7 separate regions of the Homo sapiens genome follow, and all the other regions are linked to region 6. The links are chromatin contacts, found by Hi-C or POLR2A ChIA-PET in ENCODE. All regions are on one chromosome and are shown on one strand. The core of a region is the stretch at or near the end of the contact, and the rest is flanking DNA. Distances in the headings are between cores, read along the strand shown.

What was found. A loop is a pair of places that touch in the nucleus more often than their neighbours do. ChIA-PET counts read pairs that join two places held with the same protein, here RNA polymerase II (POLR2A). Pooled maps may share reads with other maps.
Region 1: a map of CD8-positive, alpha-beta T cell shows a loop between it and region 6 (7-fold over the local background). The contact joins the promoter of RAD23B here to the promoter of SMC2 in region 6. A Hi-C loop is called at or near these places in 3 of 168 maps with a recorded cell type or tissue (CD4-positive, alpha-beta memory T cell, CD8-positive, alpha-beta T cell and OCI-LY7), 4 of 37 single-sample maps with no recorded cell type and 12 of 50 pooled maps.
Region 2: a loop to region 6 is called in a map of CD4-positive, alpha-beta T cell, with 9 times the contacts of the local background. The contact joins the promoter of INVS here to the promoter of SMC2 in region 6. A Hi-C loop is called at or near these places in 2 of 168 maps with a recorded cell type or tissue (CD4-positive, alpha-beta T cell and naive thymus-derived CD4-positive, alpha-beta T cell) and 9 of 50 pooled maps.
Region 3: a loop to region 6 is called in a map of naive thymus-derived CD4-positive, alpha-beta T cell, with 9 times the contacts of the local background. The contact joins the promoter of NR4A3 here to the promoter of SMC2 in region 6. A Hi-C loop is called at or near these places in 1 of 168 maps with a recorded cell type or tissue (naive thymus-derived CD4-positive, alpha-beta T cell), 1 of 37 single-sample maps with no recorded cell type and 10 of 50 pooled maps.
Region 4: a map of CD8-positive, alpha-beta T cell shows a loop between it and region 6 (9-fold over the local background). The contact joins the enhancer-like site here to the promoter of SMC2 in region 6. A Hi-C loop is called at or near these places in 3 of 168 maps with a recorded cell type or tissue (CD4-positive, alpha-beta T cell, CD8-positive, alpha-beta T cell and naive thymus-derived CD4-positive, alpha-beta T cell) and 9 of 50 pooled maps. POLR2A ChIA-PET finds 5 or more read pairs at or near these places in 1 of 52 experiments (OCI-LY7).
Region 5: a loop to region 6 is called in a map of sigmoid colon, with 12 times the contacts of the local background. The contact joins the promoter of TEX10 here to the promoter of SMC2 in region 6. A Hi-C loop is called at or near these places in 1 of 168 maps with a recorded cell type or tissue (sigmoid colon), 1 of 37 single-sample maps with no recorded cell type and 12 of 50 pooled maps.
Region 7: a map of CD8-positive, alpha-beta T cell shows a loop between it and region 6 (17-fold over the local background). The contact joins the promoter of ABITRAM here to the promoter of SMC2 in region 6. A Hi-C loop is called at or near these places in 4 of 168 maps with a recorded cell type or tissue (CD4-positive, alpha-beta memory T cell, CD8-positive, alpha-beta T cell and naive thymus-derived CD4-positive, alpha-beta T cell) and 9 of 50 pooled maps.

What each region holds. Positions count from the first base shown.
Region 1 is chr9:107,281,096-107,285,202 of GRCh38, forward strand. RAD23B (RAD23 nucleotide excision repair protein B) reads left to right here and starts at 2,184. Exons shown (of 10, transcript NM_002874.5): 1 at 2,184-2,600. The coding sequence starts at 2,535. RefSeq lists an enhancer at 1,513-1,672 and a silencer at 2,163-2,722.
Region 2 is chr9:100,096,354-100,100,540 of GRCh38, forward strand. It overlaps INVS (inversin), which reads left to right and starts at 2,890. Exons shown (of 17, transcript NM_014425.5): 1 at 2,890-3,063. It overlaps ERP44 (endoplasmic reticulum protein 44), which reads right to left and starts at 2,647. Exons shown (of 12, transcript NM_015051.3): 1 at 2,431-2,647. The coding sequence starts at 2,487. RefSeq lists enhancers at 2,494-2,563, 2,574-2,713 and a silencer at 2,954-3,163.
Region 3 is chr9:99,819,377-99,823,219 of GRCh38, forward strand. NR4A3 (nuclear receptor subfamily 4 group A member 3) reads left to right here and starts at 2,509. Exons shown (of 8, transcript NM_006981.4): 1 at 2,509-3,031. It overlaps LOC101928438 (a long non-coding RNA gene), which reads right to left and starts at 513. Exons shown (of 7, transcript NR_109802.1): 1 at 445-513. RefSeq lists enhancers at 1-230, 231-824, 3,227-3,739 and silencers at 172-721, 2,603-2,652.
Region 4 is chr9:100,596,006-100,600,252 of GRCh38, forward strand. No RefSeq gene overlaps it. Among named protein-coding and RNA genes, the nearest start is that of CAVIN4, 20 kb to the left of the region's middle. RefSeq lists an enhancer at 2,742-3,036. Within about 2 kb of position 2,831, at least 17 of the 41 ENCODE cell types and tissues checked have a DNase peak (open chromatin) inside an H3K27ac peak, as active enhancers do; they include CD4-positive, alpha-beta T cell and CD8-positive, alpha-beta T cell, where a contact is called at or near this core.
Region 5 is chr9:100,351,204-100,354,872 of GRCh38, forward strand. TEX10 (testis expressed 10) reads right to left here and starts at 1,739. Exons shown (of 15, transcript NM_017746.4): 1 at 1,569-1,739. LOC105376177 (a long non-coding RNA gene) reads left to right here and starts at 1,847. Exons shown (of 4, transcript NR_188642.1): 1 at 1,847-2,378; 2 at 2,794-2,892. RefSeq lists enhancers at 978-1,027, 1,432-2,066 and a silencer at 1,368-1,917.
Region 6 is chr9:104,091,891-104,096,170 of GRCh38, forward strand. It overlaps SMC2 (structural maintenance of chromosomes 2), which reads left to right and starts at 2,419. Exons shown (of 25, transcript NM_006444.3): 1 at 2,419-2,587; 2 at 3,434-3,662; 3 at 4,258-4,280. The coding sequence starts at 3,495. SMC2-DT (SMC2 divergent transcript) reads right to left here and starts at 584. Exons shown (of 3, transcript NR_121580.1): 1 at 199-584. RefSeq lists enhancers at 1,702-2,371, 1,834-2,153, 2,372-3,039.
Region 7 is chr9:108,932,254-108,936,306 of GRCh38, forward strand. ABITRAM (actin binding transcription modulator) reads left to right here and starts at 2,147. Exons shown (of 6, transcript NM_017832.4): 1 at 2,147-2,312; 2 at 3,385-3,436. The coding sequence starts at 2,234. It overlaps ELP1 (elongator acetyltransferase complex subunit 1), which reads right to left and starts at 1,871. Exons shown (of 37, transcript NM_003640.5): 1 at 1,611-1,871. RefSeq lists an enhancer at 1,114-1,343 and a silencer at 2,094-2,373.

The sequences.
Region 1 (4,107 bases), core at 934-3,433, 3.2 Mb after region 6:
TTATCAGGGATGAAGACCAGATTTTTGGTCTGAGCACCTGGGTAGACTGTGAGGCCATAAACTAAGATGGGGGAAAACTGGGAGAGGGGCAGTTTGCAGGGGGGAAGGAGGTCCAGAGAGAAATCAATTGTTCTCTTTGGCCACATTAAGTTTCAGAGGCTTGTTACATATTCAGGTGAAGATATTGCTTAGGCAATTGGCTAACTCTATAGCTAAGGGGAAAGGTCCAGGCTGGAGGTATTTCAAAACAAGGGCCAAGATGAAACCACCTGGTGACTACGAGTAGATACAGGAAGACAGAGGGCAGAAGATTGCATATTTAATTACTATGAAGGGAGTTATGTGTTGTGAAAGGGGAAATATCAGGTTAGTGGAGGGAGAAGCTGGTCAAGGAAAGTTTCTTGAAAACATTAAACCCAAGCTCCTTGAAGCCACTGAAAACCAAGCAGTGACATTGTATTAGTGAGGATGCTGTCCCAGAGAAGTAATTTGTAATTGGTCATAGAGCTAGTGGCCTGACTAGAACTGTGTTTTATACTTGAACTAAATCAAATGTGCCACAGGCACAGTATAAAACAGAGGAGAATAGCTGGGAGCGATGGCTCACATATAATCCCAGCACTTTGGGACTCCGAAGCAGGAGGATTACTTGAGCCCAGGAGTTCAAGACCAGCCCTGGCAACATAGGGAGAACATATCTGTACAAAAAAATAAAATATCAGCTGGGAAGCAGTGGTGTGTGTCTGTGGTCCCAGCTACTCAAGAGGCTGAGGTGGAAGGATCTCTTGAGCTCAGGAGGTTGACGCTGCAGTGAGCCGTGTTTGTGCTACAGCGCTCCAGCGTGGATGACAGTCAGACGCTTTAAAAAAATAAGAATAATCTTTAAAACAAAAAACAGGGGAATAGTGGCACACCCTGGGACACAGACTCTGGAGTCATTCTGTCTGAGGTCACATTGTGGATTTGCCATTTACTACTGGCTGGGTTATTCCAGGTGCATTACTCAACATCTCTGTACTTCAGTTTTCTATCTGTAAACGGACTTTCTACTAATAGCTAACTGCTTACAGACTGTTTATCATGATTTTACATACAATATTCAACTTCCCCCTCCAATAATCAATGAGTGACATTATTATTCTCATTCTACTGCTGAGGATCCAGAAGCACATTCACCCATTCCACAAATATTTACCGTGCACCTGCAATGTGCCAGGCATGTTCATGGGTGAACACAGCAAAATCTTTGCCTCTGTGCAGCTTCAGTCTGGGGTTCACAGGAAAAGGAGAAAGATGATAAACAAGAGATACGTACATTACAGGGTAATTATAAAGGGATACCCGCTATACAAGAAAACAGAGCAGGATAACAGAGATAGGAAGTTGGGATTTTAAGTAAGGCAGCCAGAACAGACCTCACCAAGAAGGCAATATCTGAGCAAGGATGTTAAGGGAGCCGGGGGCAACCTAGAATCCACCAGTGGGGAGAGTAAGGCGACTCGGAGAAAGGCGAGGGGCTAATGCATCCGTTCTAATAACTCTGACTTTAACTCGGGGCTAGATGGGGAAACACTGGACAGTTCTACCCCGAGGTGTGACAGAACTTGACCTTCATTTTAAATCGGTCCATCTGTTTAGGCTAGTGAGAAAAAACAATATTTGAACTCGGGCAGTCCAGCTCAGGAGTCTGTGCTGTCGGGATTAAAGAATCAGTCGACACCCCCAGGGCTGAGCCCCGCAGCAAGCGCCCCGCGGGTGCTGGCCCCCAGACTGTGGTTACCGCCATCCTTTCACTTAAACTCCGCCCCGATTACTCCCCCGCTCCAGGGCTCCGCATCCACTCTGCCGGGTCTCCACGAAGCGCTTCCCGGGCTACACATTGCGTAACTTCGGCAGCCGGGCGGAGCCTGCACAGAGGCGGAGCCGCGGCAGCCGGAGAGAACGCCCCAGCAATAGTCGCTAGGAGGAAGCCCCAGGAGCCCTTGCCGCCCACGGAACGCGCCTGCGTAATCCGGGTCCAGGCCGCCGACATTCCAGGACCGCCTTCCGCCCCGCCCCCAATTCTGGGGCGGAGTCCTCGGCCGCGCCGGCGCAAAGCGTCGCCGCACCCCACGCCTGCGCGCTTCGCCCGCCCGGCCCCATCCCCCCAGGTTTTTCGCGTGGGGGAGGGGGCACGTCTCGGCGAGTCACGATGATGGCGGCCACCATCCTGTGGTGAGCTAGCGGATTCCCTGCTTGTCTCGCCGACCCCCTCGCGCCTTCTGCAGACTCCGTGGCTGGCGCTCGGCGCGTGAGGAAGCACGGCGGCCCGAGTTCGCGGGGAAGGCCGCAGTCGCGGAGGCAGCGGCGCGGTCCGGGGCACGGGCTGGGGGAGAGGCCGCTCCGCTGGGCGAATGTGACAAGCCCCCACCCCCACCGCCTTCCTCCCCAGAGCGCGAGGAGCGCGGGCGACCCCGGGGCCCCGCCAGGCCACAGACCCCGCCCAGCGGCCAGCACCCGGCGCAGGCCCGGCAGCCGAGCTGCGCGGCGGCACCATGCAGGTCACCCTGAAGACCCTCCAGCAGCAGACCTTCAAGATAGACATTGACCCCGAGGAGACGGTATGCGCGCGGGCCGGGGGCAGGGGCAGCCGCGTGCGGGCCGCGGGGAGCGCCAGGAGCTCGTGGGGCCGGGCGGCGCGCTCCAGCGGGGGAAGCCCCGGAGGGCGCGATGAGGGCCCTGGGTCCTGGTGCCGGCCCTGGCGGCGTACAGCGGAGCCGATCCTCCTGTCTTGGCCGTGGGCTTTGTGGCAGGAGAATGGGGAAGCAGTGGCCGGACGCCGAAGGCCTGGTGGCAGATGGCGTGGAGCGCACGCCCGCGGGCCTGGGCCTAGGAGCTCGTGCTAGCGGGGCCGGAGGGGGATGGGAAGGTCCAGGCCGTCTCAGCCGTAGAGCCTGGCTTTCTGGTATGGGTGCACAGGTGGGGGAGGGAGACGTAGGCGTCGCCACTACCCCTGTGTGGACCTGGTTAGCCGCTTAGTTCCCAGAGTTGGTAACCCGAGAAGATGAGCCTTAAGAAAAAAAAAAGTATCAGGTTCCGTTTGCCGCCGAGAGGTGAGTGGTGGTGAAAATGAATTTGCCCCTTTCCCCTCAGAATTGTTTACCCTTTTATTTGCAAATGAATCGTTCTGCTGCCTTCCTCCCGCCACCAAACCCACACCCTTGCGTAGATTGCACTTTGAGGCCTCTTTGGTGATGGTTTTAGCTGTTAGAGCTCTTCACAGCCATCCAGGCTCAAACTAAACTTCAGATTTAACGGGTTTTCTGTGTTAGAAATCTTGGAATTGTAGGAGTTGGAACGCTGCAGCCACCCTCCCCCGATGCCCCAAACAGTAGCAGTTCAAGGGGGAAAAAAGAAAAAAAAAACAAAAAACAACAACTTTGAATCCTTTCTGCAGTTAAAGCCTTAAACATTTCAGAAGTCCACATTATACATTTTTCTGTATTTGTGACTGCATAAAGAGACACTGTTGAGGTCAGTACAACTTTATGCCAAGAATCTAAAAACGCTGTGAGTGTAAATTTACTGCTTATGTTCGGAAATACACCGCCAAGATTGTCATAATACTAAGTTTAAACCAGCAGCTTTCTGCCCAACTCTATTTTTAAAAGTAGTTGATTCTATTTTGGGTGGAGATCAGGGGCTTTGGTGTTAAGTAGACCTGAGTTCCATTTGTGGTTTTGTAACTTATTTGCTATGACCTTGGGCAAATTACGGTTAGTTTCATTCTCTGTATAATAGGGATAATACCTGCCTTGCAGAGATGTGAAGATTAGATGGTATGTATTTACTTGGTGGTCAGTAAATGGAATCGATTATTTAAACAATGGATTCCTTTGAGTGGAGATACAGTGTTACGTTTTACTTATCTCATTTAATCTTAAGTTTTGTACATCTTTAATTTTTTAAGAAACAGCCTTTTTGGGATTTTGGTACAAAATTATTTGATTTCAGAATATTTATATGTGGGTGTATGCTGTGTGATTAACTTCTTAAAAGTACAGGAGATCTCAGTTATACATGAGAAACTTTTCAGTGTCCTCAGAAGTAATTGACAATACCCTGTGG
Region 2 (4,187 bases), core at 1,640-4,139, 4.0 Mb before region 6:
TCTATCTAAATATATGTAAATAAAAATCTATATAGACGCAAATAAATATATATATAAAAGATATATATACATATAAAAGCTCAGGAAAAAAAGTTATCACATTGAGCTTTTGTGTTTAGTTACCCATCCAGAAAGGCTTTGTGGCAGAGTGATATATTCCAAAATGCTTTGAGATCAGGGAAAAGATAGCTACTTGCCTCCAGAAGTTTGGGATTATGTTTCAACTGTTATCTTATATGAACACCACTAAATTTGAACAGGTCTAGTTCTTTAGGGTTGAGGTACAAAGTGCCTGAAGAAAATTATCATAGTAAGAGAATATACAGCTTTTTAGAGGAGGCCATTTAAGGAAAAAATGATGACCTCAGCTAAATGGGAACTTGGCTTTTCTTTATCTGTATGTAAGAAGGAATAAACTTGAGGTCTGAGAGAGAAAGTTGGAAGAGTAGGAAAAAAGTACACGGGGGAACAAAGAGGACAAATTATTAGACAGCGAGAATACTGAGTAAGTAGGTTCCATCAGTAGGAGAGAATTACCAGTTAAGTAAGCAACTCAAAGTTGCGATTAGACAGGATAGATGTTTTATAAATATTTGCTAACTAGCATATGAGTATTAAAACTAGGTAAACACTGTATTCCAATTAAATCTAGTTTGACTTGTAATTCTAGTTTAAACCTTTTCTGGGGCTTTTTCAGCCTTTTCATATCTACAGGTATTCTCTAACATATTTTCCAGATTTTTATGCCTTTACATTTGCTTAGAAAGATAATTATACAAAATGCTTAGATTTTAGTTAAATCTAGATTCTATTTGGGAAAAAACTCATATTTAACAAGATTAGGTTTTTCTATAAAAAGCATGAGTTATTCCAAAATAAATTATTTCTTCTTCATAACTTAGCTTTACAACCAAACCATACCATTTGAGGAAAGTGCATCTGATATAGTTTGCCTGTTCAGTGTCTCAACTTTTCTTTACAATATCTTAAGATTTTTGCCCTTTTTTTTTGATTTCCTAAAAGTGCACACAATTCATAACTCAAGCCATTTTGTGGATAAGATTAGTATCCAGTCTTCTTAAGGAGAGAGTGGTCTCTAATAATGGTATTATTCTAACACTTCTAGAAGGAAAAATGTATCACAGTGTATAATGAAATCACCAAGAAACAACACTATACAGAATATTTTCCTCGATACAGAAGTCATTCACTGTTGTATACTTATAAGAAGTGGCAATAAGACACTCTATCATTTAATATTACAATGTTTATACACAACTTTTTGTTCTCAAAAGTACTTTGACATGCCATTTAGTTTTTTACAGTGCTTTTTCCGAAAAGGTCCAAGTGACAAAAGAAAAGAAAGAACTATTTCAAACACAAATATTAAACATTTAATGGGATATGGCGGAATAAGCACTGGAAGTCAAGAGACTTGTTTCTAATCCCAGCTCTGCCTGTAACTAGCTGTGTGACTTCATATGCGTCACTAAATCGTTTCTTAAATTGTAAAGAAAGTAGTTCTTAATGTTTAAATCTGAATTTCTAAAAATCTACTACAATTAAGGTACTTTCAAATATTACATTATAATTAACAGCCCAATTAAATATAAGCCATTTTGCCATACGTGTTTAGTCCTTCGCTTTTGTCTCAATTTGACCTGAAGCCTGGATCAATTAGTCTGCACACTCAAGACGTACTCTGGGGCAAGAGGGACTAGGGAAAGATTCTTTTAAGATGGGATGATGCTGAGCAGGTTAGGCAGTTAGGAATGAATGCATATTCAAATAAGGCGCAATGAAGAAGAAATCTGCTTCCATGGGGAAATACGTTGCAATAAGATTTGAGGGAGGCCTTGAGCTGAGATTGTCAGGTAACCACACCTTCCACCCTTCAAACTCTATTCTCCCAGTGGAATCCAAACCAGTCTCCAGTTCCGGGTTCCCAACCAATCGCATCAAGCCACAACAGAGGGATCTGCCAACCCGGGCACCGCTTCAGGGATCTAGACCCAGTGAGAGTCACACAACCCCAGCACCTGTCGACCTCACACTCTTCCCAAATGGAGAGGGTGGGAAGGAACGCTAGGTCTATGCTTGGTCTTTTCCGATTCAAGCTACCACCAGGTCCACTAGCCCTCGAAACCGAAACCCCCGGACTTCGGGGAGAAGGGGAAGCTCCTACGCCGTGACTACGTATCAGTCCCTCAGGGCTAATTCTCCCATTCTCCCCCGACACTGGTTTCTCAGGCCTCGGGGACTCCGCGCCTGGAAGCCGACAGGCGAGAGTGAGGGCAGCGGGGGAGGGTGCACTCCAAAACACTGCAGGAAAAGACGGAAAAGCAGGGGCAGGAGTAGCAGTGTTCCCCCTGGGCGAGGGCCGGAGGCCGTTCGTGCGTTTGTCGATGGGTCTGTCATTCCCTCACTCACCAGGAGCAGAAGGGAGCATCTGAGGTCGGGTAAGGATAGGAAGACGGCAGGATGCATGGTAACGCTGGGGTCCGTGACAGGGACAGGCGCTGGCGGCTGGGACTGGGCTAGGTTGGGTTGGGTTAGGAAAGGGCTGGGCTCCGGGAGCCGACGGCAGCGGAGGATTCTCCAGGCAGCGGCACCTCGTCCTCTCGACCCGGGCTCCAGCGGCGAACACCCGGGACAACTTCCAGAGAGGCCTCTCACACCCTCACTTCCGGGTCCTGCCCACCTCGGTGCACTTCGGGAAATGTAGTCCTGCACTAGCCTCACCCCGCACGTCGTCCGTCATCTAGAACTTCCTTTCCCATTGGGCTCTCGGCCCCGGTCCACTGAGTCCTCTGCGCGCGGGGTCCTGTGGGATAGAAGGGCGGAGGGCGGGTGTACGCGGTGCTTCAGAGGATGGGAACTACAATTCCCAGAAGGATGTGCGGCCGAAAGCCTCGGGCGGCCTTTTGAGGGGCTCGGCTAGCTTCAGCGCCGTGGGGTCTGACCTGGCTGGATATAGTGTACCGGCCCGGCAGGAGGGGCGGCCCGGTCCGGGTTGCGCCTCCTGGAGCCGCCCCCGGGACGTCAGTCCTGGAGGAGGCGAGGGTGAGTAGGAGGGGGCCTGGCTGGGGAGGCTCAGATCATTCGGTCCGCACCGCCTTGGCCCCTGCTGCAGACTCACGGCCTTCCTGGCCTAGGCTGTGGCCTGAGCCTCCATCATTGGCCTCCTCGCCCGCTGCCTCTTCTTTCTGCTCTAATTCCTGCATTATAAAGTCAGAGCCACCACTCGGGGCCTCAGTTGAATGAGTCAATGACTTATCCCTGATTGTCTCTGAGGGCTCCTGTAAGGAGTAGATGTGGTACGGGATGGGATAGCACGTCGTAAACTGGAAAACTGTGTGAGTGATTGCTGCTAAGGCGTGGATCGCTCCTCCAGTATAATTACGAAATTCCCTAGCAAAGCAGTCGAGGATCCTAACTTGGCCCCAGGTAGCTCTGCGGCTTCTTCTGCAAACACTCAGTGAGGTCCAGGAGCCCACGCGATCTCTGCTTAGTACCCAGGAGGCACACTGTGCTTTTGTGGTTCTCCCTGCTCCCGCCTTTGCTTCAGCTTTCCTGCTGCCTGGAATGGCCTTACCCGTTCTCTCTCTGGAATGCTATCTTAAATGTCACCATCTCTGAGAACTTCCCGAACAACCAACCCTTTAGTCCTAATCAGAATTACTCTTCCTATGAGTGTGACTGCAGTACCTCTAGTTTTGTACGGTTATAATTATTAGAGCATTTATTACACGGGCTTGTTGTATAATTAGGCAAGGATGATGACACCTTTGCATTTTATAGCACTTTATCAAAGTGGTTTTGACTTTTTTCTATAAAAAATGATTTATTTTCTTAAAGGGGCAAAAAATACATTTTTTCTTAAGAAAAAAAAAGAGCCCTGCATAATGGCTTTCTCAGGGTGACAAAATTAGACAGTGATAGAGCCAATACTCTTACCAAGGCGGCCTAACTCCTAGACTAGTGCTCCTATCTCTTGTCCACGCCCCTGACAGAGCCCAAAGATAGTTGAAATGGGAAATTTTAAAAGAGCAGAGACTTGTAAGTATGAACTCATTATTCAAGAAATTAAACTTTGATCCTGCTCACTTTTTGGACTTAGCACTCAGCCTGTGACCTTTCATCCAACAAACATCTACTGAGTACTGGCTATATACCTGTTACTGTGC
Region 3 (3,843 bases), core at 1,259-3,758, 4.3 Mb before region 6:
GATCTGGAGCTGGTGATCACACTGGCCCGTCATGGTATTTTCAGTTAACAAAGCAGTTACTCAACGGGGCAAAAAGCCACAAAGGAGCAGAGCAGCTGCTGCTGCACCCGTGATGCAAGTGCAGGATGAGCCCCGGGCCGCCACCGCCGCCTCGGCTCCTCCGTGACGTCCGGGAAGGGTATCCCCGGCACTCAGGAAGTGGTGGCCGCGGGCAGCTCCGCCCCCACGCGACTCGGGGCTGGCCGAGCTGCCGGGTGGTAGAACCGCCGGGCCTTCCGCAGGGCGGGCGGGGATCACCGTCTCCCCACCTCCGTGCGCACACACATGCACGGGCCTCGCGCCCCGCTGTCGCCCGCGCCTCGCCCTGCTCACTTCTCACAGCCCGCGCCGGACGAAGAGAGCCGCCAGCGCCCCCCCTCTCTCCCACGGCTCGCACCCACTCACCCCGACCCCCGGCGCCGAGCCCGGCCCCTCGTCGCCGGTCACCAGACCTGGTCGAACCGAGTCCAAGATGGCGACTCCGCCCCCGCCCCCTCCGCACTCCCGGCGGGGTCAGGGCGCCCCCTCACGCGGCGGGCTCGCGCCCGAGACCCGGCTAAAAATAGCCAGGCCCGACTATATTTGGTTCGGCCGGATCCTGGCGCGGCCGCGCGCTCCCCGCCCCGCCCCGCCCCGCCCCGCGCGCCCTGCCCCGCCCCGCGCGGCGTTGAATGGAGAAGGGGCGGGGGTGACCGAGGGGAACCTACTCCGCTATCTGCGGCGCGCGCCGGCGGCGGGTCCCGGCCAACCGCCGAATTTAGTAACATCGCCTGCGTCAATCACGCGCCTCGCGTGCGTCAGCGCCGCGCGGCTCCAGGTCCTGCTCCCCCCCTTCAAGCCTTTGAATGGATACAATGTAGCAGCGCCCTCCTTCCTTCCGAGGCTGGATTGGAACCCGCCGCAGTGCAGAGACTCGGTTGCTCTCGGCTGGGTCAACTTTCGGGGCATTCTCCCACGATCCTCTCCGCACCACCGTGTCTGAATTGGAAGTGGAGGCGAAGAAAGATATACATGCCATATTTACCTATATGTAGTTTGTTTTCAAGTTTCTGGTCCTAGCTCGAACCTTCTTCGATTCTGAAATGTGTGCTGTCTACAAAGGAATCTTGTATCTCCCCTCGGCGCAGCGCCCCCCGCCCCCGCCACACACACACAAATTGGGACAGGTCAAACATATAAAACGGTATTTGTGATTCAAGCGGACCACATGGGGACCACTCTATCTGCATTGTTTCACTCAAATATTTTCTCCTGTCCAAAAATTCATTTCTGAAAGAGACTGCGTTCACTCAGCAGCAACCTTTGGGACTAGGGGTCTTTAACTCTGATAAATTTTGTTTTCATCAAGAAATTTACACTTAAATTTATCATTTCCAGGAAGAAATTGCTCTCCTTCATACAGTCACCCAGGCTTTCGGCACACCATTTCATGACAAATGTGTCCGAGGAGACCAAAGCAAATCCCCTAGCGAGGGACTGACTAATAAGTCCTGTTGATTGATTTCGAAATGTTTAATTTGGGAGATGTGGGCGGAGGGCATCTACAACCATCAAAAAGTGAAAGTGCTAGTTGAGAGTTCCATTTCTGACCCGGTGCCGGGGAGGAGGAATGATTTGCAATAGTCAGACCCGCTCAGCTGTTCAACACGTGTGTGTTTGTTTTACACACAGAGTAGTTTCTGCTGCAGCGCGCGTGTGCATGATGGATGTGCACTTCGCTGGGTTATAACGTGTCCAGTTAAGAAACCCACGCCGTACGTGTAAAGAAATCAAACCTTATCCCCGGAACCATCTGCATCCCTGTGTGAAACACGCACCCAGTAAATGATGCGGGGAGGGGGGATTAGCCTGGGCGCAGAGGACCGGAGCAACGTAAACAGCTTTAGAACCTATGCAAGAGGAAAGTGCAGCTGCACCTCAGGGCGTCTTCGGGCTGGTGCCAGACGCCTTCTGCACCGGCTGCCAGGTCACTGGAGCTGGTCAGAAGCTGGCTGGCGGAGCCTTCCCTTTCGGAAGAGCTGTCCTCTCCCTTACCCCCCTCGCCCTGGCTCCGTGCCTCGGGGCAGCCTCGGAGGCGCGCCAGCAGCACTCCTCCAACTCTACTCCACCCGAGCCTGACAGCTGGGCGGTCCCGCCTGACCCGTGGGCAGGCCGCTGCACCCTCCCGCAGACGCACGCCCTGGCGAGCGGTTCCGCTGCAAAAAGAGAAGCCCCCAGGCCGGGGCCGGCCGTGCGGCGGAGTTTCCATTGTGCGGCCGTGCGACTGGCCGAGGAACGCGCGCGCGCGCGCGCGCACACGAACACACACACCCTCCCTCGCACACGCGGAACCGGCTGGGCCAGGGGAGGGAGGAGGAGGGTGACGTAGCGTCCCATGGCGTCACATTGACGTCTCGCATTCCAGGCACTCTATGGAGAGGCCGCTAGGGCTCCTGTGGCATAAATGACGTGCCGAGAGAGCGAGCGAACGCGCAGCCGGGAGAGCGGAGTCTCCTGCCTCCCGCCCCCCACCCCTCCAGCTCCTGCTCCTCCTCCGCTCCCCATACACAGACGCGCTCACACCCGCTCCCTCACTCGCACACACAGACACAAGCGCGCACACAGGCTCCGCACACACACTTCGCTCTCCCGCGCGCTCACACCCCTCTTGCCCTGAGCCCTTGCCGGTGCAGCGCGGCGCCGCAGCTGGACGCCCCTCCCGGGCTCACTTTGCAACGCTGACGGTGCCGGCAGTGGCCGTGGAGGTGGGAACAGCGGCGGCATCCTCCCCCCTGGTCACAGCCCAAGCCAGGACGCCCGCGGAACCTCTCGGCTGTGCTCTCCCATGAGTCGGGATCGCAGCATCCCCCACCAGCCGCTCACCGCCTCCGGGAGCCGCTGGGCTTGTACACCGCAGCCCTTCCGGGACAGCAGCTGTGACTCCCCCCCAGTGCAGATTTCGGGACAGCTCTCTAGAAACTCGCTCTAAAGACGGAACCGCCACAGCACTCAAGTACGTATGAGATTCGCCCAGTTAATAAGGGGACTTGCTAAAAAAGTTGGCTTGCTGGGAAGCGTCGCTCCTGAAATTGACAACTTTGAGTGTGGGGTTCCCTCCCCTGACCTTGCCGCCCGGCTCCGGCTTTGCTAGCCCAGCGGCCCGTAGGTTCTGATCTGAAACTTTTCCCCTGTAGTGGGCCCGCGGGGATCTCTGGAGCTCGTGGGATTCCTCCCCCCACTCGAAGAGGCGAAAAGCCTCTAACAAAGAGGAGGACCGGGATTTGTGCTATAGCGGCTCCAGCGATGTAATTCAGGGTATTTCGGCTCTAGTTGTCATGGTAATGATGCTCTCGGCGGCGGCGGCGGCGGCGGCAGCGGCAGCGGCAGGGAGTTGCAGCTCCGGTGATGAACGGCAGTAATTTTCCTGCCTTTTAAGTAGGATTGAAAATAGGAGCTCTGGTGGGTCCAAGTAAATGTTGCTAATGGTGGCACCGAGCTGGTTCTCTGGAAGGAAGCTTAGGAGGGAAGGGCCTAGGCAGCGACGGCCAGAGTTTGCAGACGCACTCGGAGGACCTCAGGAAAGAGGGCGTAATTGTAGGAATGTGGCTTATTGTATTGAAATGAGCCTGGGGTTCCACTAGGCACGTCTGCCTGTCGTCGCTGACATGCCGGTTTACACTTTTCCCTTAGGAGGTAAATCGGGTGTAATTGGCGACTCCCGCACACTGACACGTGTGGGGACGGTGTCCCTCTCCTCTGGACGTTGGCTCGGTGTGGGAAAGGCATGCTTTTTCACGGACAGAACTCGCGCTTTTGGAGAAGTTG
Region 4 (4,247 bases), core at 1,581-4,080, 3.5 Mb before region 6:
GGTTCAGCTGCCAGAGATTAGAGCATCAAAATCATGGGTTGGTAAGGAGGAGAAAAAGTATCAGGTGGGATGAGCCAGGAGAAAGTGTCCTGGTTCTAGTGGTGGCCCTCAAAAGGTAGCTGTGGTTTGTTGTATGGTGTTAAGGGTGTGTGTATTCCAAACCTGTGCTTGCATCAGGTTGGCATTGATTTACAAAGGGAGTCTACTGCGAAGGGCATGGTGGAATGAAGTTGAAGGCAGCATGGAGATACTGAAAGTTGTGAAGTTGAGTGTTTCCAAAAGCTTAGGTGGGGTATTTCAATGTACAATCAAGAGCTTTAGCTTTATAACTGGAAAATTGGCTTGTGTCTGCCATTTACTGACTGTGAGAACTTGGGCAAATTATATTATCTGAACCCAGTTTCTAAATAGTACCCACCTAAAGGTGTTATATTAAGCCAGATATTTTATGGAAAGCACTTAGCAAACTTAGCATTTAGTAAGCAGTCAAAAATAGGTGTTATTGTTTAGAGGGACTACAAGTAGCCTCTAGAGATAGAGAAGGAGGCTATTGTAATAGTGGTATCTGCATTGCATTTTTTTTTTTGCCCCTAGCATTTAACATTAACAGAATTTAACTTGAAACCATTTTGTAGATGTATATGATCCATTTTATCGACTTTGATTGTGGGCAGTTGCATATTCTGCTTAACTAAGACATAGCATTTTTACTACACAGAGATCACAATCATCCAGTGGCTTTCATAACTTTTAGGAAAAAAAGGCTCAAATATGAGCTCTGCAAGATCTGGCTCCTGCGTGCCTAACTTCATCCTCATCTCTTATTCTTCCTCCTCAGTTTCTGCATTCCAGAGACTGGCCTCTCAGGTCCTCCAATGCCTTATCCCACCTGTCTTAGGACCTTTGCATAGGCAATTCCATTTGCCTGTCCACACTCTTCCCACTCCCCTCCCAACCAACTAAGAATACACCTAGTTAACTTCTATTCATCTTTCAGATTCCATTGAAAATGATACTTCTTCAGGAAAGCTTTCCCTGCCTCTACGTCACTCCCTGACAGGGAAAGCCTCCCCTGTTACACAATAAGAACACTTATTGTAGTTTAAAAATATATATTTAGGTGGTTATTCACTCAGCTAGATTGTAAACCTCTTGAGCACTGGCACCGTGTCTGCTCAGCCCATTGCTCTGTCCCTGCCATGGTGCCTCAGATAGAGTAGTCTGAAAAGGGAGGGATTTTATTTGAAAGTTAAAATGTAGAAATAGATAAAACACTTGGTGACCGAGTATGAGGGATGTAGTGGGTTCTATGGTGACAATCACATTCCCTCTAAGACTTGGCACTCATCCCTCCAGATGCTGGGAGTTTTGACGGCTGATGGCTCTCGCCCAAGTCTGTCTCCAGGAATTGCCCTCAGCAGAGAAAGCCACCTCACCCAAGGTCATGCCCCCTCCTGAGAGCAGCCCACATTGAGTGACGGGTTGACTGAGGGATATGTGTGTGGCTTCTGGCTTCAGCGTGGAACAGCTCTGAAGGACCTTCCTGGGTCCAGAGCTTGCCATAGCATTGGCTGAGGCCCCGGTTTAAACCTCACTAAGTGTTCAACTCCTTGTCTCTGTCCTTCATCCTTCAGCCCTCACAGGTGCTGTTCATGAGAGCATCACTCAATAAGCCACCTACAATATCTCTGAGTCTGTTTCCTAGGGAAGCCAGCCCACAGCTGGGCATGATGGAGAGGGAGGAGTCTAAGGTGGCTCCTGGATTTCTGGCTTGAGACAGCACATGATGTTATCCAGTGAGAAGAGGGACAAAGAAGAAAGTGTACAGAAGTTGAAGCAGGTTTGCTGGAAAAGATATGTTTTGGGGGTGCTAAGTCTGAGGTGCCTGTGGGATAGCCAGGAGTTTGAAGCTCAGAGGAAAGATCTAGACTAGAGGTACAGATTTGGGAGTCATCAGCAAGGCAAAAACAATGGCATTAAGGAGATCTTCACCCCATAAAAGTGTGGAGTGTGAAAAAAAAACAACTAACCAGGAAGCATGTGTGTGGGAGCCAACAGAAATGGGCAGGGGAAGGAAGACACACTTCTGGCAAATATAGTGATCAGAGAGTTTGGAAAACCGGGAGTGTGAGCATTGTGGATGACAGAGGGATTTGCAGCAGTTTCAGATAGATGTGTCAGGAGCTGCAGAGAGAGCAGCATGGAAAAGTGTTCATTGGGGTGCATGACAAGGTCGCTGAGGACCTTGCTGAGAGCAGTTTGAGTGGAGTGGGTAGAAGCAGCCAGATTCCAGTGAGTTGGGGAGATGGGGTGGGAGGAGAAGAGACAAATGTGATAACCTTTGATAACGCTCATGAGATGGGGACAGGAGAGGTAGGTAGGGACAGAGCACAGAAAACAGGAGGGTATTTGTAAATGATGGGGGAGATGAGCTGAAGGAGAAGGCCCAGCCAAGAAGGGGTAAAGCGAAGGCCGCAGGTGTGGCAACTGGTTAAAATTCTTGAGCAGGTGGAAGAAGACTGAGCAAACAAAATTAATCCTGGAGAGGAAGAACCAAATCTCAGGCGCCAGAAGTGACGGAAGCAGGTAACAACAGCCACAATTTATTATGCTCTTTATTTAAGGCAAGGAACTTTAAGTACTTTAACCCTCACAACAAATCTACTCTCGAATACCACGCACCTGGCCGGAGCTGGTGGGGCTGCGGAGGCCTGGCCTCTCTCCCTGGAGCCCCGCCCAGTCCCCAGGTAGGCGGGGGAGCGTACGCTTCCGGCAGGACAGGGTGGTTCCAGAACCCACCGCTCGCTCTCTTGAAACCGGCTCCGCGGGCAGGAGGAGGGAATTTTGCATTTCCCGCAGTAAGCGCGCCGGGGCCGGGGAGGAGCCACATGAAAAGCGCTAATGGCGTAACGCATGCGCGCCGCGGAGAGCCGGTGCAGAGCCGGCGCAGGCGCCGAGGTCTGCGGGGCGGGTGTTCTCTTCCCGTCTCCGTCAGCATCCAGGTTCAGCGCCCGGCTTGAGTCCGGTTTGTTTTGTAGGAATTCCTGTTAATTCCTGTCGCAGTCTAGCCGTCTACCAATAGGAAATTTGTTAAAATATAGTGATGTACATATGATGGGCTATTTTCGCAGCTCCACTCACGCAAACCAGAAATGTAAATTATTCCCTTGTCTTGGTCTCCTTATAGTTGAAAAATTATTCTCTCCTGGCACTGTTTTATTTATGGCTGGCGACTGAGCTGTTTAAGCTTTGCAGTTTCTGTCTCGTTGGTTGAATTAGACTTACGAACAAATTGTCCATATGATGACAAGAGGGCAATGATGACTGAGTTTTTCCTGGGCCAAGCGGGTCAGTGGTAGGGAGTTGGCTACTTGGAAAAAAATTCTCCTTAAGACACTTCCTCTCGAAGGTGAGAGCTCAGCAGAAGGGGATTGGGGCCTCACTGTCAGATGCGTAAGTTGAGGGGGTTGTCGTCAGGAGTCCGCTGGAGGGGAGGCATTGCTTGAGGAAACTTTGAAAGGGCTCCACAAGAAAAAAAAAATCAGCCTTCAGAATTTGCCACACCTGAAAGGCACCATTGTGCCTCCAGATTTCTTGGATGGGAATCAAACAGCAGTGCACTGCATCCCTTGGACTGCAAGCTCCCTGAGTGGTCCCTCAGAGGCCCTCTTTGGTAAGCTTGAGGTTAGAAGCAGGCCCCTCACACCACCTCCTTTGGTTGCGGGTTCAGCAGATCTCTCCAAAGGATCCTCACTTGACCTCTCTTCCCATCTCTATTCTTTGACCTCATATCTTCTTTATGGACAGATAATGAATTCAAGGTTTTAGCCAAGTCCTGCTTTGCAAATCCACCAGGATGGTCTGTTTCACTACTGATTCTGAGATATGGATTCACACTTCCAAATGAGAAGAATTTTAGTTTGGTACTGCAGCATTATGCAAACCAACCTACAAGCAGGCAACACTTTCATGGAACAAAAGAGCTTACTCAACTCTTAGAAACCACGACTACCCCTACATTCAGATTTGTCGAAATCCTGGTTCCACCAACCAGCAGAACTCAATTCTAAGCGATTCTTTCTCAGCACACTTCCTATGTGTGCCATTATATTGAGAGAGCTGAATTCAGAGGAGTATCAGGAGAGGGAAACTGTTCTTTTCCCACTGACCATCTCAGGCATATTCTTACAACTTCTTTCGTCACTCTCAGATAATAAAAATTTTTCTAGTTACTTTTAGACCCAAAG
Region 5 (3,669 bases), core at 489-2,988, 3.7 Mb before region 6:
AAAGGGATTCATTCACAGAACTGAGCTCTGCAAAACCACCTTTAACATACCAGAATTAACCTGAAGACTGGAAGTCTTCGTGGCAAAACAGTTTGGCTTATTTCATTTGTCCCTATTACCAAATTTTCATCTCACCCACACCTCTAGTTACCTTAGTCTTAAAAAACAAAACAAAACAAAAAAAAAAGCTGGGGGTCGGTGGGTGGGTGGGTGGGAGGGAATAAGGCCTAAAAAGAAGGCCATGATACTCACCTGGCCTCTTTTAATACAAAAATGGTTTTCATTAATTAAGCAAGCACACTTTGTGAGCTTTTCCTACAATTTTATTACTAGCTGGTACTAGACACGAAAGTAAATGGTACAGGACATTCAGAAAAATTAACTCCCTTCCTCCTCCACTCCTGTGGGTTCTATTTAGCCATTAACCACCTGATAGATCTTCAACAGTCTACTGTCAACTTCATGCCATATTATCTATCGCTTTGTATTAGTCACATTAATGCTTTCTCTGTTAGGAAAATTAAGAAGGCTGATTGACCTTCCTTGACTTTTCAAACCTAGTAATATTATTACGGGATACAAAGCATTTTCATGCGAAGAACTCTCAAAGTTCTACTAGTAATTGACTTTAACTTATAACAAAGATTTTCATAACACAGCAAATCAAAAAGTCCCACTAAGCCACTTTTACAGTAGCCGGTTTTTAGCAAAAGGTAGGAACGCCAGTCTCAGAGGAGGAGCTCACATCACTAGTCCTTAGGTTTGCGATCCCCAATAGTTTCAAAGCTGAATGTCACACATTCCTACTGTAGGTCTTTTCTAATTCCAACAAAAGGCAGATCCTAGCGTTTTTAGGATTTCAATCGAACTAAATTCCAACTATAAATAGTTTGCCTGCCACCTTCTTACCCTTCCTCATTTCCACCTTCTTTTCCAAAAAAAATCAGAGAGAACGATCGTACTGCACTCGGCCTTTGATAATTTCCTCCCCAAACCCTTAAACTCATGAGTTCCTCCAAACTCCACTGAGGGGCCAACCAGAGGCGACAGACTTCCCAAAAAGCAAATGGCCCAGGCAGGGGCGACCCCAGAAAACTGGTAGTCCCCTTCCGCTCGCTTAACTCTCCCGCCTGGGCGACCAGAGGACGGAACAGGGGACGCCAGCTCATCCCCACTCCGTATTCGGTCCTGCATCCATCCCAGAGGCGAACACACCATGGGTTTTAGGAAACCATCGTTCCTCCTACTCCAAGGGACGCCGGCCAGGACCAGAGTCGGGGAAGTGGGGCCCGATTCACACACTCCGGGCTAAAACTCTCTCGGACCCGAAACCAGGCGAACCCGCCCAGTCACCTGAAGCTCCGCAAACGCCCTAGGGGGTCCCGCCCCCGCAGTGCCGGCCGCACACCCAGGCCCAGCTCGGAGGGACGCCGCGGCCCAGACCCGGGGGACGCAAATCGTGCACGGCCGACCCTGCCCGCTTGGGCCGCGGATCGGGGGGCGACGGCCCCACCACGCTCAGTCCCGCGCCCCGGGAGGACCCGGCCCGACGGGCGACGGCCGCTTACCTGAGGACCCGGCCGCGGCCGGGGCGAGAAGCCCGAGAAGACAAGCGAGGGAGCAGAAGCCCACGGGGCAACAGCGTGCGCCGCCGACCTCAGGCTCTAGCTCCCGGAGCGTGTTTTCAAATAGCCTCGTCCTCACGCGGCCGCGTCTCCTTCCGCCGCCCGGAAATCAGGGCCCCTCCCCCTCCCTGCTGTGCTCACGTGATCGCAGCCCGCAGCCGCGCGCAACCGGGGAGGCGGGAGCGGGAGCGGTAGGCCCCGCCCACAGAGGAGGGTACCCCGCCGGAAGCCCCCTGCTCTGTGGGAACCGGAGGGAGGACAGCGCGAGGTCCCCGGACAAAGCGTGGCGCATAAGTCCGGCCCGTAACTTGGTGGGCAGGCAACTTAGGGGATGTGGGCCTGGTTATAGCTGAGCATGCTTTTCTATTCCTCCCAGACCACAGTTCTTCAGACCTGGAGCCACTTTCAGAGAAGAGTATAAGTTGCACTGAATTGAAAAAGGGAAAAGTTTAGGACTGCAGAAGATGGAATTCCTGGGGACGTTAAACTGGGCTAAGATGGAGCAGATAAGATTTCCTTAATTAGAGCAAGACACACCTAGTATCTAGAGCCTGGAAGTCTTGGTCAAGGATTCTCCCTAACATCTCAGTTTCTCAGCACTAACATTCCTGCTACTAAAATGAAGTGAGAAATTAATTTCTGAAGTTAAGTAAAGAAATAAACTAAAATTCCTAGAAAAGAGGTAAGAAGAATGAGCCTTTGAAAAATGTCTTCACAAAGACTGGCATGATGGCATGGAAGAAAGAGCCCCAGGTAAGGACTTCAGACCTTGATTCAAATTTGTGTCTACACCTCACCAGATAATTAAGACTTAGTAAAGCTAGCGAAGATATTGACCCTCATTATATTGGGTGGGAATTCAAAGGAATGATGTCTAAATCCAGGGAGACCCAAGCACTGGAACTAAAACCATGCCTGTTCCATAATCGGAGATAAAGAGGCAGCGCTAGAAACCCTGACCTCCCTTTGCTGGCAATATGGCCACATCACCACAATCTGCCTGGAATCGACCATAACCATAAATATTTGGGAGTCATTGGCATTATGTGGCATTATATTCTGTTTAAAGCTATGAGACTAGATCAGAAGAGGAAAGATTTATTGCCAACCAGACAAGTCCCTGGAACTCCAAACTTGTATCCAACAGTTTTTTCAATGTTTCCTTCAGATATCCAGTATACATCTCAAGGTCAACTTGTCCAAAACAGAGCTACTGATGATTTTCCCCTTGAAATCTACTCTTCCTACAGCTTATTCATCTCAAATAGTAAGTCTGTCCTTGCAGTTACTCAAGCAGAAACCTTTGGGTTTTTGGTTTGGCCTCTTTGTTCCACACCTCACATCTAATCCATCTGGAGATTGACTCTACCTTTAAAGACATCCTAACTTTCACCAGTTAACACACCTCCCCTGCTACCATTCTGGTCCAAGCCGCTTCTTGATCACTGCAAAAAGCCTGCAAACACATCTTCCTGCTTCCCTTATTGTCCTTCTTCCCCCTACAGTCTGGTATCAGCAGAGCAGCTGTGTGATTATTTTAAGATCTAGGTTAGATCAGATCACTCTTTGGCTCAAAACCCTTTAATGGCTCCCTATTTCACTTCGAGTAAAACCCAGAGTCCTTTCTAGGGCCTTCCCTTAGGCTGTTCTTGCATGGCTATAAAGAAATACCTGAGACTGGGTAATTTACAAAGAAAAGAGGTTTAATTGGCTCATGATTCTGCTGGCTTTACAGGAAGCATTATGTTGGCATCTGCTTGCTTTTGGTGAAGTCTCAGGGAGCTTTCAATCATAGAAGGTGAAGGGGGAACAGGCATGTCACATGTTGAAAGCAGGAGCAAGAGAGAGAGCAAAAGAAAAGAGACAGAGAGAGAGAGAGGTGCCACACATTTTTAAACAGCCAAATCTGATGAGAACTCACTATCACTAAACAAGCACCAAGCCATGAGGGATCCACCCCCATGACCCAAGCATGTCCCACCAGGCCCCACCTCCAGCATTGAGGATTACAACACAACATGAGATTTGAGCAGGGACAAATATC
Region 6 (4,280 bases), core at 1,169-3,668:
AGACTCCACTAGCTGCCAGATTTCTGCTTGAAACACTGCCCGCTAGCGTTGAAGCTTTCAAACGATTTTAATCCATGGTGATGAAGCAAGAACAGTGTTTTCTGTACACTGCATCTACCCTATACTCTCTGTTTCTACCCCTCACATCTCCAAATTAGGGGGCTTCACTGGCTTTGTGCCTTGGTTTTTTCCACTCACCTGTGTGATCTCAGGAGGCAGAGTTTCAAGTTAGTCATCAGTGATTTCCTCAAGTCCATTTGTCTTATATTTAGCAGCAATTCCTTAGTGCTTCTGGCACGCAATAAGACTAAAACTGAGAGATCTCCACCTTTATAAGCATTTTTCATTTTAATCAATGGTCTTAATGGGAGTAGTTAGATCTGCACATTCTTCTAACCACCCAGGAGTCCTTATCCAACAACAGTGCACTTGTGTATGTTTTCATCCATGTGACGTAAGTGTATCAGCTAGTTGTTAAAGTGCAAAGACTAACAGTCTGTCTTAACACATATTTCCATACCAAAAAATCACTTTATTTCACAACGTGACAAAGTCCACATTAGGATTTGTTGGCAAATTAAAATTCTTTACTCACAAAATGATAAAAGGAAGGAGACACAGCTCAAAGTTAATGTGTAAGAGTTAACAGAATCAATACAAGTGAATAGCTGTGGAGCCCAGGGGATGCAGGAATCAAGGCAGACAAAGATATCTGTTGAATTAAATTAATGTTAGGTCACTACCCATGGTTGACATCACAGAAGTGGATAAGCATACCAGAGTAAACAAAGGAATCCTTTCTTAAACAAAAAACCCATACAACTTATTTTACTCCCTTATCGAGAAATATTTTCAAAATATAAGCCCATTCCTGGTAGGTTAAGACCAATTCAGATGACTGCATTGCCATTCCAGGGCCAAGAAAGCAACTTTAAAAACATGACCTACGCTATGGTCTAAATGTGTCCCTCAAAATGCACATTTTGAAATCCTAACTCCCGAACTGACGGTTTTAGCAAGTGGCATCTTGGGAAGTGAGGAATGGGATTAAGGTCCTTATAAAATAGGCCCAAGCGAGGGCCTCTGCCTCTCCACCATGCGAGGACAGAGCCAGAAGGTGCTATCCACTAAAGAGAAAGCACCCCTCCCTAGACACACCTTATTCTGTGACATTCCAGCCTTCAGAAATGTGAAGAATAAACTTCTGTGGTTCATAAACTACCCAGTCTAGGATATTTTGTTATGGAAGCCCAAAAGGATCAAGCCATTCCAAAATAGCATTGTTGCCCACACCATCTTTTTGAACCTCACTTAGGGTAACACCATACCCATTCGGAGTTAAGCCCTTCCTAACTCTTAAGTATCAACGTGCTTGGAAACGTGAGCAATCCTGACACGTTTTTTCTTCCTAAAGAACAATACATACTAATAATAGGATCGGCTAATAATACTAGATTCTATGCATGAAGCCTAGTATTTAAAAGCATGCAATCTGGAGCTAGACCGCCTGGGAACAAATCCCAGCTTACTAGACAAGCTGTTTAACCTTTTACTTGGTCTCATTTAACTCATTTGTAAAACGAGGGCAATTTCTGATTTCATAGGGTTGCTACGTGGATTTTAAAAAGCCCCTTGCAATATAGCCTAATATTCAGAACTCAATAACATGAACTGTCTTAAAAGGTTTCCAGAAAAAATCCCCAACAGGTTAGGTCGGCTTATCATTACAACGCTTTCCGGTATAAGGGAGATGAATAGCTATTTAGCACCACACAATTTCTCCTCTGGGCTCGGAACAGCTCTCGGTAGACTACGATCCCTTTCCGACGTGGAAACTTCAGATAAAAACGCTCCCCGAGGTCCGAGGCCAGTACGGGGCGGAGCCAGGACGCGGGCCAGAGTCCCCCGAAGGACGGTGCCTCTCTGGCCCCAAGAAGTACAGCTTTTATTTTGCAGCAATCTGAGCCAACCCGAGAAGATTCTGAAGCTTCCAAAACAGAACCGACGAGAACACTCATAGAATGCCTCTCCACTTCCTAACTGTCGCTTTGAGGAGAGAAAAGTAAGCCACAGCCAGCACCGCAGACTGGAGAAGGCGGAGTCTGCAGTGTGCCTAACGCGAACTAGAGGGACCGAGGCGGGGCGGGGCTGGCGAAGCGCGAGGACCCGGGGCCGAGGTGTGGGGCTGACCATAGAGTGCCGGACGCCGGTGTGAACATACACTATCTGCTCCTGTAGTGCCCAGGCCCCTGCCGGGGAGTCCCCGGAGCTACCATTATCGAGACTCTCATTCTATTGCCCTGCGGCTTTAATCCTTCGAGTGTAGGGGAAAAATTGAACCCTAAAGACAGGCAGCTCCTAGGCACCAGCACAGGAAATAAGCAATGGAGGTGGGGTCCTTTGCTCGCGCCGAAATTCAAAGGAATAAATAGTTCCGGCGCGGGTGTTGAGAGCGGTGTGGCAGGTGTTGTAGCCGCTATGGTGAAGTTCGCTTTGTAGCGGCCCCGGCTAGAGAGTTGTTCTGTTCCCTGCCTTTGTGACCCGGAGGAGCTTTTGGGGTGCGTCAAGCCCCTGGCCTGAGGCAGCGGTGAGGCGTGTGCGTGAGCACGGCCGGTTGGGCCGGGCCAGACTTCCTGGCGGGAGGCGGGAGGCGGGAGGCGGGGCGCGGGGCGCGGGGGCTGTAGGGAGGGGGACCAGTGGCAGAGGGACCTTAGGTGATCCTTAGAAATAAAGGCTAGCTTCTGTTCGACCTTGGAGTAGGGCGAAGAGGTGTAGACAGGCCTGGAGAAGCGAGGTAAAAGCCTGAGTAAAAGCAAGAAGTTGGAGAATATGAGATACATCTCATCTCTAGTAAATACTTAAATGACTTCCCCTCCTCCCGGAGTCAAGCACAATTCGGGGATGCAATGACGGACGTAGGTGAAGACACTGCGGGAACTTACAGACAAGTAATGACCGTCTAATATCAGCTTTAAGTACCATGAAGGAAAAAGAAAGCCGAGTGAAGGATTGTGGAGAGGTGACATAGGGAGGTCAGGGAGGACTCCAGTAAGGTGACATTTGAGCAAAGACGTGAGTGCAGTAGAGAGTAAGCTATGTCAGTATCAGAGAAAAGCACATTATAGGCAAAGATAATGGGATATGTAATAATCCATAGTCTTTGTTTAGGTAGAGTATGATAAAAGTAGAAGGCAAGCCTGGAAAAACGGGTAGAAGAAATAGTTAAGACTTCCCAGTTGAATGGTTTAATTTCCAGATAGTGGCTAACTCTGGTATATTTTTGAGTAGATGAACGATGTCTTTACATCAGACAAGATAGTTTGTCAAGTGGCTGTTTTATTTCTATCACCCTATCGTTGCTGTTTTTGCCTCGTGTTCATTATGATTCCAGGTTTACATTCCACTTAGGTGGTGGTATTTCTGTTTCGTACAGAACTGGTTTGTGGCCTGTTTGATTCCTGTCAGAGGTTTGCTGACCCAAGACAGTATCGAAAATGCATATTAAGTCAATTATTCTAGAGGGATTCAAGTCCTATGCTCAGAGGACCGAAGTCAATGGTTTTGACCCCCTCTTCAATGCTATCACTGGCTTAAATGGTAGTGGGAAATCCAACATATTGGACTCCATCTGCTTTTTGCTGGGCATCTCCAACCTGTCTCAGGTAAAGTGTAAACTTTCTGATTTATTTGAATTTAAGTTGGCAGGAGAATCCTCACTGAACTTTGGAGACGTCCCGATATTCTCTTCATTTGTGTTTTTATACTTTTTGTAAATTACACCTCACTGCAACCTTTTAAGGAAAGTAATATTACTCCTTTAGATGAGAAAATAGAAACTTAGAGATGTTTAGAAGTAACAGTGCCTCAAAACTCAGGCATTCTGACTGTAAAGCAGTCTCATTCCAGAGTATTTTCAACCCTGTGTAATGATGCCTTTTCAAATCCTATTAATGGATTGAATGACTAGTGAAAATCTTTGGGACAGTATTTCCTTATATCTTGCAAAGTAACTTTTTATTAAAAAATGAATAGGAAACAATTCAATTCAGGGTTGAAAAGGTTCTGTAGAGAAAAGTGTCCATTGCAGGTTGTTGCCTATTTTCCTTGTTTTTCTTGCCAGAGGATGCAGCTGCCTAACCTTGTCTACTTAATGGACACTACGTTGGTGGGTTTTCCAACAGCAAGGGACCCATTTTTAGTGCTGCTTTGTACGGTAGGGAGTTTTGTAATTGTTACACTTTTCATATTTTATTTTAGGTTCGGGCTTCTAATTTACAAGA
Region 7 (4,053 bases), core at 897-3,396, 4.8 Mb after region 6:
AGTGAGGAAGACAATGATTTTAGTAAGTTTTGGTGACAATTATATTCAAGAACTGCTAGAAATTACTTGAACCTCTAACATATCATGCAGGTTTTTTTGTTTTTTGAGACGGAGTTTCGCTCTTATTGCCCAGGCTGGGGTGCAATGGCGCGATCTCGGCTCACCGCAACATCTGCCTCCCGGGTTCAAGCGATTCTCCTGCCTCAGCCTCCGGAGTAGCTGGGATTACAGGCGCCCGGCACCATGCCCAGTTAATTTTTGTATTTTTAGTAGAGACAGGGTTTCACCATGTTGGCCAGGCTGTTCTTGAACTCCTAACCTCAAGTGATCCACCCGCCTCTGCCTCCCAAAGTGCTGGGATTACAGGCCTGAGCCACCGTGCCTGGCTGCGTTTTTCATCTTTAAACATCATAAAAACGCCTCAAAACTAGTTTCTCTGAAATTTCACACCCATCAGCCTTATTCCCTTATCTTCTCGGAGGAAGACTTCCCTCCACTTCTTTCCAGGCTAGGAAAGGAATATCCTCCATATTGCCACAGGACCTAGGCCTATTAGTACTCTTTCTTGGACATCTGCAACCTCCAACCTTCCTGCCTCCACTGATTCAAACTCTTCGCAGTTCTTAAATGTGCTAAAGATCCCTCCACACCAAAGGTCAATCGTGGATTCTCTCTTAATTTCCTGATAACTGCTTCATTTTCTTCCCTTGCTCCTTCGACTATCCACCTCTTGGCTAGACATCACATGCATGATTACATATACCAGGTAGATCACCAATACGCTGATTAGGCCTAAATGCCTAGCCCTGACTGAATTAGCCCAAACTTACCACTAAACCCACATTTTCAACCTCCTGATAGAATCACAAGCATGTCTCACATGCACATCAAATGCGACCTGGAAAGCAAAGAACTTGCTATTCTTCCCCCAAATGACAGTTCCCACTATTTGGGGACAGACCATTTCTACTCTATGTCCCCAAGCTGAAAAACTGTCTTTGCTGCCTTTTTGCTTACTCTTCATACGGATCTATTCATTGATTAGTTCCGTGGCTGTCAATATACAGTTGAATTCTTTACGATCCGGTTTGTGGCCTACATCCAACACCGACTGAGCACTTGCTAAGTACTGGGATCTGAAGATTACTCAGCCACTGTCTCCACGGAGATCATCGTTAACGGGAGAGAAAGCCACGTAAAACACCACGTTAGATGGAGAAGCACAGAGGACACCACCTCCACGAAAAAGTCTCACACGCGAGAAAGGACCCGCACCACAGCACCCGAGCCTCTATTAACCGCCGCCTTCCATCGTGAATTAATACTCTCGCTTTCAGCGTTATTATCAACCCCCTGCAAGCAATCAAGAGGCTGGGTTAAGTCCGGCTGGAGGGGCAGCAGGCATCCCTGGGCTGTCGCGCCTCCCAGCGCCCCCGATGGAGCAGGTGGCAAGGCTGCAAAAAGAATTTAAGGCTCTAGGAAAGAGGTGGTGCAGCCCGCACTCCAGTCCCCGGCCCGCAGCAGGCAGAGGAGGCTCCGGGTCTCCTTCACCCGGACACCGCCGGCGGAGAGGTCCACTCCCGTGCCCCTACCCTGGATGGATCGCTTACCTGAGGACCCCCAAACAGAGGTGCGTCCGGCCTCGCCTCCCCAGCCACGCGCAGCCGGCTACCCAGAGTCAGCTCCCACAGTCCGCACCCAGAGTCGGCTCCGAATTGCGCACGCGTCTCTGTCCGCGGCTCCCGCTCTCTCTCCGACGGCACTAGGCCTCCAAGGATGGAGGCGCCCTCCAGGGGAAAACGCTGAAGCGCTGCAAAGAAGCCAGCGACTCAATGGGTGCGTCAACTAGGCAGCCGCAGCACTGGGAGTGCGGCGCGGGAGTGACGTCACCAGGCGGAGGGGGCGAGGCCGGGCCCGCTTCTGGTCACTTACGGCGGCCGGCCTTCTTTGTAGGCCTGGCACCGTAGAGGTAGAGGAGCTACATTGGCCGCGTCCCCTGTCCCTCTGCCCTCTTGCCCATCTGCCCAAACTTTTGTATTTGATCTCTGTTTTGATGTCGAACCCCAAAGCACTGTAATTGGGGGGGGCGGGGGGGGGGGTGGAACCTGCGGACCTGAGAGCAGCGCGCGTGCGCACGACACGCGCTGTGCGCCGGAAGAGCACGCCCAGTCCGGGCTGCGCGGAGGAAGCGCTGGGGTCCCGGAGGGCGGGGGTGGCGGCGCCGGAGGTCGCCATGGCTACCGAGCCCGAAGCCGCGGAGCCGGTGGTGCCTTCGCTCGTGGATCGATACTTCACTCGCTGGTACAAACCGGGTAAGTGCGGAGTGATGTTGATCCCTCCTTGGCCGCACTGGCCTAATGCTGTGTAGACTATGTTGACAGATCATAAGCCACGCGCGCTCTCCCTGGCTCTCCGTCCCCACGTCAGAAGGCACTGGACTTCTGTGTTCCGTCTAGCCCCAGGGAATGGCATTTGCAAAGACCTGGTGGCCTGAAATACTTCAGGGCGCATTCTGGGGCCGGCGATTGCAGTGCGAGCTCTAGGGTGTTGCTCGCAGTAAGATGAGTACTCTAAACGGAGGCCCCAAAGGTAGGCGGAGGGCTAGGTTGCAACAGTCCTTAAGTGCCTGGAGGGATTGAGGGGCTCACTCTCACAGGGAGTAGCGATACATAAAATTATTTAAATGATCAGATCGAAACTAAGGTAGAGGCAGTAGGGATGGCGAGAAGAGGGTGGGTTAGATTAGAGACATTTAGAAAGAAGAAGAATCTATACATTTACCTTAAGAGACGCCATCTGCCACTTAGAAGTAGGTATTCTTTTTGTACTGTTTTGTGTAAGCAGAACCAGTGGTGGGAGCATCGTTGGGGACTCTCCTTTCTTCCTTTCATTCAGTGATAATGGTTATACTCAGTTTAAAAAATATATATTGTAGCATATTTTCTGTTGGCCAAACATAGGGTGACCAACCTGTCCTAGTTCACCCATGACTGAGGGGTTTCCCAGAATGTCGGACTTGCACCAACATCAGGACAGTCCTGGAAACCACCAACAAAAAATATATATCATAAAGAACGGGATGCTAATTGCATTTTCCTAGCAAAAATACTACGTGTACTCATTTTGAAGTGAGTGTAAAGTAAGATGGAGCAAGGAGTTAATTACCTTAATGTTGAATAAATTATTCTATCTGGGCCAGATCTCTTTAAATACTTTCTAGGAAACCTTTAGGTATGTCTTTTTGAGTAATGAAGGGATACCCGTGATCAGCATGCAGCATGTATGTGTCCAGTCTTCATTATCAACTATATGACCCAAAGAAAGTACCACATAGTGGTAGTAAATATTGATTTCAGCCACCAACAGACTCATGTATTCTTCTAGATGTCAAAGGAAAATTTTGTGAGGACCACTGTATACTACAGCACTCTAACCGGTAAGCAAATTGGGAATTTTAAATTATCAAAAATTTTTTTTTCCTGGTATTGTAGCCTGGTATGGTCTTGTGGTCTTGGATTGAACAAATGTTCACTAAACAAACATGCATTAATTATCTTCTACTGTGTTGAAATGGTATTATTATAGGAGTTTGTTTGGCAAGAATGAGTATTCCAGTGCCTGGCCACTCTGAACATATAAATTTGATTACTCAAACATCCAAATGGAGGACCACATCATCAGCTGCTACTTGAAGTGGCCAGTCTGTGCCCAACTACTGAACTGTTCAGAGCCCACAGAAAGGGCTACGGTAGAGACATGTATGGTATCTCGTATACACAGGCATGCCTTATTTCTTTGTCTTCTACCCCAGTGCTACCTACCTAAAGACCTCTGGTACTCTTCCCTTTCCTGGGAAAGAAATTCAATCTTGTTTTCTCTTTTATTATTGTATTCTCTATTCTACAGTTATGCCCCAATAGTAGCCAAAGGAAAAAGGGGGAAGATGATAGTTTGACTAAACAAATACCAGTTCATACATTCTTGTTCCAATAGGAGTTATGGGAGGAAAAATTATTCCAAGCAATCACACAGGATCAACTTTTTCTCCTTGTA